Regions from separate parts of the Mus musculus genome. Here region 1 is linked to region 2. Evidence: chromatin loops called from intact Hi-C (ENCODE). Cell type or tissue: heart. All regions are shown on one strand. Links, peaks and the distances in the headings refer to the core of each region. The heading gives the core; the rest is flanking DNA.

Region 1 (6,274 bases), core at 850-4,849, 200 kb after region 2:
GTACAGATGCCCACTTGAAAACAGCTCTCTTGTTCATCATGTAGACCCTAAAGAGCGCAGAGACTTGTAAGCCATTCTGCCCTCTTGTTGATACGAGGAGAGTAGGGCTGTTGCAGCAGCGTGCCTGGTGTTGATACGAGGAGAGTAGGGCTGTTGCAGCAGCGTGCCTGGTGTTGATACGAGGAGAGTAGGGCTGTTGCAGCATGCCTGGTGTTGGTCATTTTTGTATCTCTCCTCGAAGCTGCTGCTCCCGCCTTGTGGGTCTCAGACACAAGGACCTTCACCTCCACCCACCACCCACGTTCCTGAGTTCTAGACAGCCTCTGTACTACAACACATACTGGCTCTGGGAGAAGATTACATCCTTCTTGGTTTTTAATGCTTGTTTTCCCCCAGGAGACAAAGGATACTATTTCAGTTTAAATATCACTAAAGAAATAATATTTTAGTAATATTGCATGAGATTGATCTCCTGTCTTCTGCATGTATAGAATTACAATTGGATTATAATACACAGTTGTTTATTCATTCATTCATTCATTCAGCTTTTGCTTACTGTGTGTGCAAGCTCATTTTGTATTGTTATAAAACTCCTATGGATGGAGAGTTTATAAACAAAACAGATTTATTTAGCTCATAGTTCTGGAGAGCTGAGAGTATGACATTGGCGTCTGCTTGGCTTTGATGGGGTCCTCACTGTGGTCATGTGCTTCATGTGACAGTGTTTATGTAAGAGATTCAGGGGAGGTACCAGGCTTCTTAACACAATGTAGTCTCGTGGGAATTCGTCCACTTCCATGAGATCTTAATCCCTCCAACAGTAGTGCCTCCATGACCCCGGAGCAGGCCTCGTTTCTTGAAGATTCCATCACCCCCAAGAATGACGTGTCAGAGGCCAGGCTTTACAGGGCATATGTAGGCCATGTCCAAATCGTAACATGGCGGGAAAAGTTAGTGCATTGTAGACTCGAATCGTTCTGTGCTCCTATGTACACTTGGAATATTGTGGCGAGCTCACTGTGAGCTCGGGAATCTGGAGAGGGAATCATACAGTGGAGGGCCCAGCCGCTCTGGCTGCTCAGAACGTTCAGATGCAAGGTGCTCAGCAGAGTGAGGGCAAGTCATACCGAGGACACGTGAGGGCATGACTCTCCGCTCTGCAGGCAGTGATGCCTCATGAGCGTCACGTGAGCCAACCACTGCTTTCAACTCCACAGTTTAACTGCTCAGCGGGATTAAGGGTTTTGGCTTTGGGTTATACTGTTGGTAGGTGAATAATGAGACACAAAACGTCATGGCTTTTAGGTAGAAGCTCTTATTTTGCTCACTTGACATTTAAACTTTATGTTACTCAAAGACTTTCAATTAAAAGTACCAGACAAATACTACACTTGTTTTTATAAACTTCTGAAAATGTGTTGGAAAATATTTATCTTCTTCCAGTTTATTTTAGCCATTCGAATATTGCGCAGGCATTGGCTAACTGCTTTACCTGGCTGTGTAGCCGTTCCCCACCAGTCTCCAGACCTTTGTGCCTAGCCAAGCAGAAGCCCTGACTGGGAAGCCGTGACTTCCCCTGGGCTCCCAGCCCTACCGTCCGTCCTTCTGTCATTCTGCTGGTCTGTCGTAGCTCCCTCATGTGTAGGAGTTTCTCTTTTTATGTCTGATGTGCATTGCCTTTCATCTGAGAGCCTAAGAGTCCATCCATGTGTGCCATACCGGGATCTGCTTCCTTTTTTTTTTTTAAAGCCACGATCTTGCTGTGTAGTCCAGTCTAGCCCTGGACATGTCCTCCTGCCGTAGCTTCCCAAGTGCTGGCGTTATAGCTGTTCATGTTACCCAATATGATTTGTCCCCTTTTGTTATATTTCATCGTGTGTAGTGTGTGTGCGCCTGTGTGTGGATGCGTGCGCGTGTGTGTGTGTGTGTGTGCAGGTGGTGTCGACGGGGCTTTTGACTGTTCCAGGAAGAAGTGTTTTCCTTAATCTTCAGTCTTTGAGGGTCATCAAGCTCTTCTCTAGAGTTTGGGAAGACTTTTCTGTATGTCCTTGTAGCAGTGGCTCTGTCCTGCTGTGGCAGGAGAGTAACAATGAGTAAGACATGAGTTCTAACACAAGTTTATAAAAGCCCCGCACCACGGCCAGCACCAGGCCATTGACCTCCAGCTTGATAGCTCCCTGCCGTGGGGTCAACTCACAGTGCTTGTTTTAACACAGGCCGACCTCCAAGTGGAGCAGAACCGGCAGCATTTCTACGAGCTCTCGCTTGAATATGTGTGCAAGCTCCAGGAAATCCAAGAAAGAAAGAAGTTCGAGTTTGTGGAGCCTGTGAGTAGCAGGACACTCGTTGCTGTGGATCCTTGTGAAAACACTAAGGGAGACCTCACAGGTTGTCAAGGGTGGACACAGCTAGGGAAAGTCTAGAGAAACATCTAAACCGTTGGGAGGCCCTGTTGGCACAGCTTCCTCCTCACCCCAGTGAGGGGCACAGCCCCCCCGCCATACCGTGACCCCTGTCCCCACTCTGTTACAGGCATGGCGATAGACCTTTATGTGGGTGCTAGGGAATTTGAACTCACAACTTGTTCATAATTTTCTGTACAGACCACCTATTTACAGTTATTTAATTTCTAGTGACTTCTTTGGAACTACTTTCATTTCAGGACGTGACAGACAGGGAGGTGGTTGGGTGCTCCGGATGGCAGTGCTCTGGATGGTGGTTTTGATGCAGGCGTTGCTTGCTTCCTTCCTTGCATGCACTAACTAACGCTCCTCTCCTTTGTCATAGATGCTGTCCTTCTTTCAGGGAATGTTCACTTTCTATCATCAAGGCCACGAGCTTTCCAAAGACTTCAATCACTACAAGATGGAACTACAAATCAACATTCAGAATGTAAGGAAAGGAAAGCCTTCTGGTATTTAAAAGATGTTTGGGGTGCAGCTCTTTTTCTACTCTGGTCTCAAAATCTTATTAAGACCAGGCTGGTATACTGAGAAAGTGGGGATGTGTTGCCATCTAGTGGTCAACTTTGGTGTAACACATGGCTCTGAAGCTGATGAGGCTCCAGGAATTCTGCCCTTTGGAGGCCCTTCCTTGGCTCTCTGGGGCAAATTCTTGGGGTAAACTTGGTTATGTTAGCTCTGAGTTGTTGTGTAACAACCCGCTATCCTGGCCTTCCACCTGGCGTTCCTGACTGACCGTCAGTCATGGTTTTTCATTCCCCAGACTGGCTTATGGAATTTCTCCGTCCCTACATTTTGGGCATGCTCTCTGATGTATCTGTGTCCACAGCTGCCAGTTTTCCTTGCTGTCCTTTGTTCAACCTGATGATGAAAAATGACGTTTGGAGATTCCTACTATGATTGCTATGATTGCTTTAGGCTGAGATGGCTCAGTGGGTAAAGTGTTTGCCGTGTGACCCTGAGTTCGAATCCCAGGACCCATGCAAAGCCAATTGGCGAACTGTGCCATAATCTCAGGGGAGGAGAAAAGGACTCTCAGGGGCTCAGTTGGCCTGTGAGTGCGACACTAACAACCAGAGACACGCCTCATGTGTTCCAGTCCACTTCAACATTGTTCCGATGGTAGGGGACTTACTTTTTCTGTACGTGTGGTTTATGTGCAGGCCAGAGGCTGCTCACTTCTGTCTCTCTCAGTTGCCTCTCTCAGTTGCCTGATCTTCTGAGACACAGTCTCTCATTGAATGGGAGGCTCACCAATTGTGTGGGCTGGTTGGTTAGAGAGCTCCAGTCTCACCCGTCCCACCATCCTGTGATCTCTGCCCCTACAGTGTTACAGACATGGGGATAGATCTTTATGTAGGTGCTAGGGAATTCAAACTCACAGCTCTATATTTGCATGGCAGACATTTCTTCAGCCCACTAGAAAGTTTAATGAAATGAATTATTTTTCAGAGTAACTTGTAGGCTATAAAACAACTTGTGAAGAGAGACTAGTTGAGAAGATTATAGACTGATCCCCATTCCCAACTGGTATATAATTATAGAATTAACCTTTTTTTTTTTTCTTAGACCAGGGGTTCTCTACTTTGCTAGTGCAGTTCCTCACATTGTAGTGACCTGAAACATAAAATTATTTCCTTTGCTACTTCATAACTGTAATTGTGCTACTGTTATGAGTCCTAATGCAAATATCTGTGTTTTCTGATGGTCTTAGGCAACCCTGTGAAAGGGCCCTTTGACCCCTGGAGTGGTGGCCTATAGGCTGAGAACCGCTGTTCTAGACTTTATTTGTCAACTTCAGGGCTGACCAGATGAGAACCCCAGTTAGGCCTGATGTATGTATTATGGGACTCGTGTAAAATGAGAACAGAACCCCACATTAAAAACAATGAAGACTTTCAAGATGGTGGGTATTGATACTCAGTGTGGTGTTTCTTGCTTGTCATCCCAGTGGGAGGTGGAGGCAGGAGGATCAGGAGTTCAAGGCTATGTAGTGATTTTGAGAGCAGCCTGAGCCACATGCGATGCTCTCTCAGGCCTTCCCTCCTGTTATATCATAGGACATTAAGCCTGTCCTGAGACCCTGTGTCACAGGCCCTGTGTGACAGTACAGCCTCCTGCCAGGGAAGCCATCTCGATTTAGCCCAGGCTCTGGAATGACACAGGAACCCAGCATCTCCTGGGGCTCTGGTCAGCCGTCCTCACATTCCTTCCTTTTATAATGTACCTGTGGCAAAGAGGGACTCCAGGGACTGAGCCATGTCGAGCGAGGCATGAGATGCTGGTGAGCAAAACCCGCAGAGGGGAGATATATTTACTTATTATGCCTTGGTAATACGTGGTGAGCTGAGAGCTTGCACGGCTGACAGCAACACCCGTCCTTTATTGTGAGTAGAGTGGGCAAGGACTTTCTGGAGAGGAAACATTTTTTCCTATATATTTTGGAATTCAGAGATATGTATTCATCAGGAATTGCCCCAAATCCTCTCTCTATTCTAGCTACCTTATAAATATCCCTCAGTTTTATTCTGCTCTCTGAGGCTTCTTGGGTGTCACTCATTTGGAAGTTGTTCTTTTGCCCTCATTTTCAGGACCATGGGTGTGTGTGTGCGTGTGCCCTCACGTGTGCACGCTTGCATGTGTGTGTTGCACGTGCCTCCCCCTGGCTGCTGCTGTAGAGCACGAGTGTGAGCCCCACGCTCCTGCCTTGTCTCTGCTTTCAGCCACCTTCTCCACTTCAGCCACGCGCCATAGGCTCTCCCTCGAAAGGACCGTCATTACTTCTTTTTTTCGGCTATTCATCTTATTCTCTCTCTCTCTTTTTTTTTTCATCTTATTCTCTTGTGGTTTTTAATTTTTTTTAAATAAGGGCAGATACTGACTGTATAAAGCCACACATTTCTGAAAGAAAACCCTGGTTATATTTTATTTTTTAATACCAACCACACTGAAATGATAAAACTGAATTTTAAGGTTAGATATCTTTATGACATTATAGTTAATTTTGTCAGCTGTTTAGAATTTTATTACAGTAAAATAATTAAATTTAAAATGACTCTTATGCTCAGAAAGAGAGGTAATCTTATTTAAAAATGAAAGCAAGCTATTTCCAGCCCCATCTGGCTATGCCTTTTATATTGTAAAAATGGCTGGGCTTTCCTTAAGGGATTTGCTTTTTACCCATTTTTCTGTAATCTGGAGTAATAAATAGAAAGCAAGAAAGTAGCAAGATGGCTTTTAGAAAGAGTGTTTTTTCCCCAAAGGAAAGGAAATTGTATCAAAATGAAAGGATATTTTAGAAAGCTCGCTTTGCACTTTTGTGACGCCATCCTAGAAGTCCTGGCAGAGAAAGCAGGAGGGGTGTCGGGATTATCAGGAAGCCTCCAGGTGATAGATGAAGTAGGTAAGAGTGTGGGGTCTCCTGTTTAACTATAGAAGAATAACAACGACTCCTTTCCCTGTGCTCGTTACTGTGATAAATGACTTCCTCCACCGGGAGCAGACAGCTGTCCTAACATCTGTGACACTGGGGTGCAGGGAGGTCACTTCCTTCTCTCAGACCCTCCAGAGGACGCTTGCTCACAGACCTGTGCTGCTTAGTCTCAGATTTCACAAGTTCTTAATTGGTAAGCCTGGGATTTGGCACTACTGGCAAACCTTGTCTCTGACTCCAGGAGTCTGAGGAGTCCAGAGATTCTCATTTGCTGTGTTTTGGAGTCTTAAGGCCTGATCAGTGATTCTCCTGGATCTGCCAGCCCACTCTTTCTTTTCCTCCTCATCCTCCATATGTATAGAACTCTTGAGAGGATATG
Region 2 (6,274 bases), core at 1,557-5,556:
TTCGAGACAAGAGTTTCTCTGTGTAGCCCTGGCTGTCCTGGAACTCACTCTGTAGACCAGGCTGGCCTGGAACTCAGAAATCTGCCTACCTCTGCCTCCCGAGTGCTGGGATTAAAGACGTGCCTGGCCTTGTGTTTTCAAATCTCTCCTCCAGATCTCTGCCTACTCCGTGTGCTTTGCTAACTGTCCTGTCTCACTCACCTGGGTTGGTTGGTTTGATGTTTGCTTTGCTTTGATTCCTCTCTATGGTCATGGTCCTTTTCACGGTTGGGACGGCTTTTCAACTCTCATTCCCTTTGATCTCACCGCTGAGGAGCTGTGAGCTTGTAGAGGGGACTAGGTAGCTTATTTATCTGGTCACATTGCAGTCAGGAAACACACACAAAAGAGTGCAGGTCCTCCACTCATTTTCCCCATTTTGTTCTGTTTTCCTCCTCCTCTTCCTCTCTTCCTCTTCTCTTTCTCTCTATTTTTTTTTCTTTCTTTCTTTCTTTCTTTCTTTCTTTTTTTCTTTCTCTCTTCTGTTTACTTGTTTGTTTTCTAGACAGGATTTCTCTGTGTAAGCCCTAGCTACCCTGGAACTCCCTCTGTAGACCAGGCTGGCCTCGAAGTCCGGAACAAATAGAGGCTCACCCATCCTTCTGACCATGGTGACCTGAGAATGGCTGTCTTAGTCTCCCTCTGTCTTTATAAATCTCATTCTTACTATAACCCAGAACCATGCATAGAACATAATTCACAGCCCAAGCATCCAGAACAGAATGCAGTACTCAGCTTATAACAAAGGAATTCCTTGTAAGCATCCTGGGGTTGTCATGGAATTGAGGACAAGAAATGAGAACTCAAAGACGACCCAGGTCTCATGGGTGCCTCGTCTCCCCTGCTTTCTGCTCCCTTACTCATCTCCCTAGAAACTCCCTGTCTCACTGCAGAGGACACTGCTGGCGACTCCCAGTCTCTACCTCAGTGGCTCCTTCAGCTACAGTGCATAGAGAGAGACTCCTAGCTCTGTCTCTTGGTGCCTGGTCCAGGAAATCCTGAGAAGAGGACTCGGTGAGCAGGCTTTTGGGTTGCCCACGTTTACTCCTGTGGTTCCATCTGGATGAGAAAGAGGGGAGCAGTTTTAGAAGACAGTAGGGTGGAGAGCAAAGACCCCACTATGTGAGCAAGATCATTGAGTTATCAGTACTTAGAATATAACAACTGTCCTAAAGCCGGCACTGAACGCTTATCTCAGCCTTTCAAGATTGCTGCTTTACCTGCTCCCATTTTACAGAGAAGAAAATAGAGTCAAAGACATATCTCCCCTAAAGCCCTAGACCTATCAATTACTAATCTTGGCCTGTCACCTGAGGTTTCCAATATACTCTATTGGTTCTGTTTGCCAGTTAGTGAGCTTCCCAAGAACACTATATTTCATAATTTCAAAGACATTTTGGGGCTGAGGAGATGGCCTAGTGGGTAAACTATGTGATGCTCAAACTGAAGACCTGAGTTTCAACCCCAGGAACCCAGACACAGTAGTATGCACTTTTGATACCAGTACTACACCAAGACATGAGACAGAAATAGGAGATGCCCCAGAAGGTCCCAGAGCATCAAGCCTGTTGCATATATCATATAAAAAGAGATTGAAACATGGTGGATGGTGGAAATGAGCAACATACTACCAATAACCATAGAGGAGTCCCCGGATCTCACCAGGCTCAGCTTGGATGAGCGAATTTATGTGAAGGTGAGAAACCGACTGAGAGCTCTGGGGCAGGCTGCGTGCCTATTATCACCATTTAAATATGATCCCGGGAGATGCGGGTGAAGCTGTGACAATGACAGAGACTGATGAAGGCCATATGAAGAGATAGATAAAGCCACAAAATGGAGCATCCCCATGCTTTGACAGGGGAGATGGTGTTGGAGATGAAGATGGAGTCACCCTTCCATGGAGAATTGGCTGAGACAGGAGATGGGTCCTGTGTAGGAAAGTGGAGTCTCTGTCTCTTGACATGTGCAAGATGCTCACAGAGATGATCTCGGTGCAGGATGCTCGCAGCGATGCTCACGCACACTCTGATCCCTACACCCTCAAAGAAGTGCATTTGCAAGTGCCTTGCAAGCTCTCCCTAAATGACATGCTCCCTTCCTCCAGCCACTGTGATGACCTTGCTCTCTGCAGAAGTTGTTTTTCCCATTGTTCTTGCAGATACTCCCAGGTTGTTTTTCTATAAATTAAATTTGATGTTTTCTTTAGAAAAGAAAAAGAAAACAAGAGACACTACCTCAAACAAAGTGGAAGGCAGTGATTGGCAGCAGACATTGTCTTCTGACCTCCACATGTGTGCTGTGATATGCGTGTACCTGACAGAGAGTGGGGGGGGGAGATAGGGAGGGAGGGAGGGAGGGGGTAAGGGGCGACAGGGAGGGAGAGAGAGAGAGGATTAAAAATAGTTTTGTTTTTAGAAGGTAATTATCCACAAGACACACATACTGAGCATGCTCATATAAATCACCATGCCAAGCATAATGAATTGAATTGGGTTTGCCTGACACAGCTCCAGTCTGTTAAAAGCTGATTCATTGGGTAGATTATAGATGTAAAATATAAACAACCATTATGCTAGCTTGCTCTAATCACTAAAATTTTGAGTCACAAAAGTGTCATGAAGGAGTCAGAAGGTAAAGAAGAGGATTTTATCTAATAACTATTCTTTTAATCATTTGTTCACTTGACACTGAGAATCATGTTCAATACTTGAAGAATAAAGGAGAGGTTTAAATCCTGGATAAGAGAGTGAGAACCATAATCCTATGTGCACAGGTGGCCACACACACCCACACATGCACACACACACAACACACACAAGCACAAAACCATTAAGTTTCCAAACCTTAAGACAATCTGAATACAAAAATTACAACCTCTTCCTAAAGTCGAAATTCTCTAAATCGTGAATAAAGACAATATGTAAACAATGCAATATATAGAAATTCCCCAAATCCTGAATAAAGACAATATATAAATAATGCAATATGAAATAATATAACAGCTCACAATTAGGAAACTAGAGATGAACTATTATTGGAAAGAAACTAGGCCACCAAACTTTTTTGGGCATTACACATTCTTGCACAGAAGTCTATGACATATTATCAAGATCAAAATTTGCTCGCACTCTGCCTTGATTCACCTCTTCCATAGAAATACGTGTGGCACAGATGCACCCTTGCCTCATAGCCAATGCGGTCTGCTCAGGGTTACTGTAAACTTCAGATCTATACATTGTCACTCATGTGTGCTTTCCAGAGGCACACAGCCCTGACTTCACGACATCTGTCATACTGTATCACACTTTTTTAAAGTGCAGTGACAGTACAGCTGAAATTCTGATGTAATGAATTTGAATGGGTCAGCAGCTCCCTTCCAGTGACTTTTAACTCATTTTTGAGGCAGACATTTCTATGCAAGGTGACCAACTATGCAAAGCTGAGCCTATCGATGGAAGGCCTCAGTGTCGATGGCCATTCAGTTCAATAAAGCCAAGCTGATGAGAACCAGTCATGAAGATGGCTGAAATAATTGGCGAGTCTGTGCCAGGCACAAATGAGGGCATACTCAAACATCAGAACAGATGGTATTCTCTCTGGGTAAATTGGGAATGGGGACTGCGGTGCCTCAACCAACTTCAGAAGACACTAGCAAGTAAAATGCAAATCAATGTTTATCCATGTGTGCAATAAAAACATATAATACAGTGTGGTATAAGGGTGGACAGAGGTCTGTCCCAAACACCTGATTTCTAGTTCATTCATTTTCAGAATAATCATTTTAAAGAAGTTGGCCAGCAACGGAAGCAGTGGGGAGTTGGAATATTTTTGATTGAGGATTGTTTATAACTCTTGGCTTTCCTGGGCAGGGTTGATTCCTTCTATTTAACAAGCTGAGCCCAGCCTCCCCTTCTTGGCCATGCTCCAAGCCCAGTGAAGCTGGCTTTGGCTTCTACTGGATCTCACCAGTAGAGGGCAAGAATGGTTGGAAAGGAGGGGAAGACAAACTGTTTCCACTCCCCTGGGGGTGTGTCCATGAACAGTCAAAGCTCTGTTCAGATGACCTTACACACAGCCCAACACCATATCCTAGCAATGCGTTACAGACCTGTCCCAAATGGCTTCTGTGATCCTTGCTAACATCCTTTGTAAACAGTACTGACACTGAACTCTTCACCTGATTTAATTTAGCATGTGTGTTTTTTTGCTGGAATTCTGAATACATTAGTCAGAAATCATGTTTAGGATTATGTGGCAATTAGTGTTCATTCAAAAACAATTATTTGACAATAACACTAAGTGTGACTATTTCTCTTTATCCTGATAATGTTTCCTTGACAAGCCTGAGGTGACTGTACCTTTGATAATATTTCTCAAATCTCCTTTAAGGTTATATGGCCTCACTTTTTTAAAGATGATTCTGGTTTATTGCTGTCTTGAGGAGGGGAGAGCAAGCAATCAACTTTGCCACATTGGCTCAAGTTGGTCCTCTATCCTCCAACTGATGTGTTTGTGTGTGAGAGAGGGGGGGGGAGAGAGAGAGAGACAGAGAGAAACAGAGAGAGACAGAGAGACAGAGACAGAGAGACAGACAGAGATGCAATTCACTCTGGTTTTCAAGTTTAATATTTTAGCTCACATATTATAAGGCTGATTGTGTAGACCCATAAATTTTAGAACCTTGGGCACTGGTCAACTACAGCAGGATGCACAGTGCACAGAAAACAGTTGATCTCATGGCCAAGAAGCAAAAGACAGAGGAAGGGGCCCAGACCTAAGAACCTATGTCCACTTCCCACCATCCTAGAGACCAAGCCTTTCGACACTCAAGCTTTTGGGAGACATTCATCACTCAAACCACTCCAGCTTGCACATAAGGCCAAACCTCACACCCTTCAATCTTCAGCCAACAATTGGTATTCCTTGCTCACTTTCCATCCTGAAGTTGGGTCCTTTTGTATCAGGCTAACTTTTACATCTGTATCCACTGCCCCTCTGGATACTTTGGGCCAGGAAATGTTGCTACTTGTTTCTGTGTTTTCCCTCTTCAGTAGTAGCTGCAATGACAGGAAATGGCCACTGAAGCAGTGTGGACACAGGGGCATTGACTTTACTAATGCTTTTCCCTGGCACCATTTGGGGAAAGTCCACACCTGTGCCCCTCTCTTCCAAGTCTCTAAATTCTTTCCTGTAGGGCTGAGGAAATGGCAGAAAAGAGCAGAGTGCTGGCTGCTTTTCCAGAGAACCTGGGTTTAGCTCCTGGTAACCACACAGCAGCTCACAACCACTCATAACTCTAGTTCCAGGGACTCTGATGTCCCTGTCTGTCCTCCATGAGCAGCAGGCACACACGCCATGCATGTACATTCATGCAGACAACACACCCACACACAGCAGAAATAAAATGAATTCTTTCCTCAATACCATGTGAAGGAAAAGTCAGTTCTTGACCACTCTGGGCGCAGAGGCACCACTTTAGTCAGCATGGCTTGCCAGAGTGAGGGGGGAGGTGCTGAGAGCTTTCAGCCATTTTCACCCTGCTGTGACTGGAAAGCCTGACAGAACTCACTGCAGGGAAGACAGACTTATTTTGGTTCATGGTTTCTGAGGGTTTCCAACAATCAGGGCACAAAAGGCACAGAACAACTTAGTTCACGGCATCAGAAGTGTGTGGTGGGGAGCACCACAGGGCAGGGCAGGAACCAGCAGCAGGTCTAACCTTCAAAGGTCTTCCTCTATGGCCTGCCTTTACCAGGGGTCTCCACAGGTCCCCAACAAATAGCACTACCAGCTAGGGAACAAACAACCAAAGCTGAGGGTTCAGATTCAAACCCATTACACCAGCAATGAAACATGTTAGGCTGAAAGTTAACACCTGCCATTCACCTCAGATTCCGTAGTCTGAACCACACAGCACAATCCCTTCTGCAAAGGACGCGTCAAAGTGCAATCTCTTGAGGAAAGAACAGGATATTTTGGGACACAGCACCTGCGGTGGTTTAAAGAAAAATGGCCCCATAGGCTCACAGGGAGTGACGCTACTGGGATGTGTGGCCTTGTTGGAGAAGGCCTTGTGTGTCACTAGGGGTGGGTTTTGAGGTCTCAGAAACTCAAAGCAGTTCTCTTCCTGCTGCCTGCCATGCAGATGTAGAGTTCTCAGCTCCCTCTCCAATGCCACGCCTGTCTGCATGCCGCCTTGCTCCCCACCATAATAATAATGAACTAAACCTCT

Evidence for each region. Hi-C counts contacts between places; a loop is a spot of excess contacts. Peaks named below come from ENCODE experiments on the same cell type or tissue, not always from the same donor. Only the 100,000 strongest peaks of a DNase experiment are listed, where the experiment ranks them.
Region 1: it touches region 2 in a loop (2.7-fold over the local background); 6 of 42 quality-filtered maps call a loop at or near these places.

Annotation. Positions count from the first base shown.
Region 1 is chr8:77,416,690-77,422,963 of GRCm38, reverse strand. Arhgap10 (Rho GTPase activating protein 10) reads left to right here. Exons shown (of 23, transcript NM_030113.2): 6 at 2,217-2,327; 7 at 2,788-2,892. Among named protein-coding and RNA genes, the nearest start is that of 0610038B21Rik, 97 kb to the left of the region's middle. In heart, for the core only: a CTCF peak has its summit at 3,025 (motif pointing left); a DNase peak (open chromatin) is centred at 3,083; H3K27ac peaks cover 215 bases.
Region 2 is chr8:77,615,879-77,622,152 of GRCm38, reverse strand. It overlaps Gm39200 (a long non-coding RNA gene), which reads right to left. Exons shown (of 3, transcript XR_878939.2): 2 at 2,277-2,355; 3 at 486-1,098. Among named protein-coding and RNA genes, the nearest start is that of 1700092C02Rik, 5.2 kb to the left of the region's middle. In heart, for the core only: a CTCF peak has its summit at 4,005 (motif pointing right); a DNase peak (open chromatin) is centred at 3,992.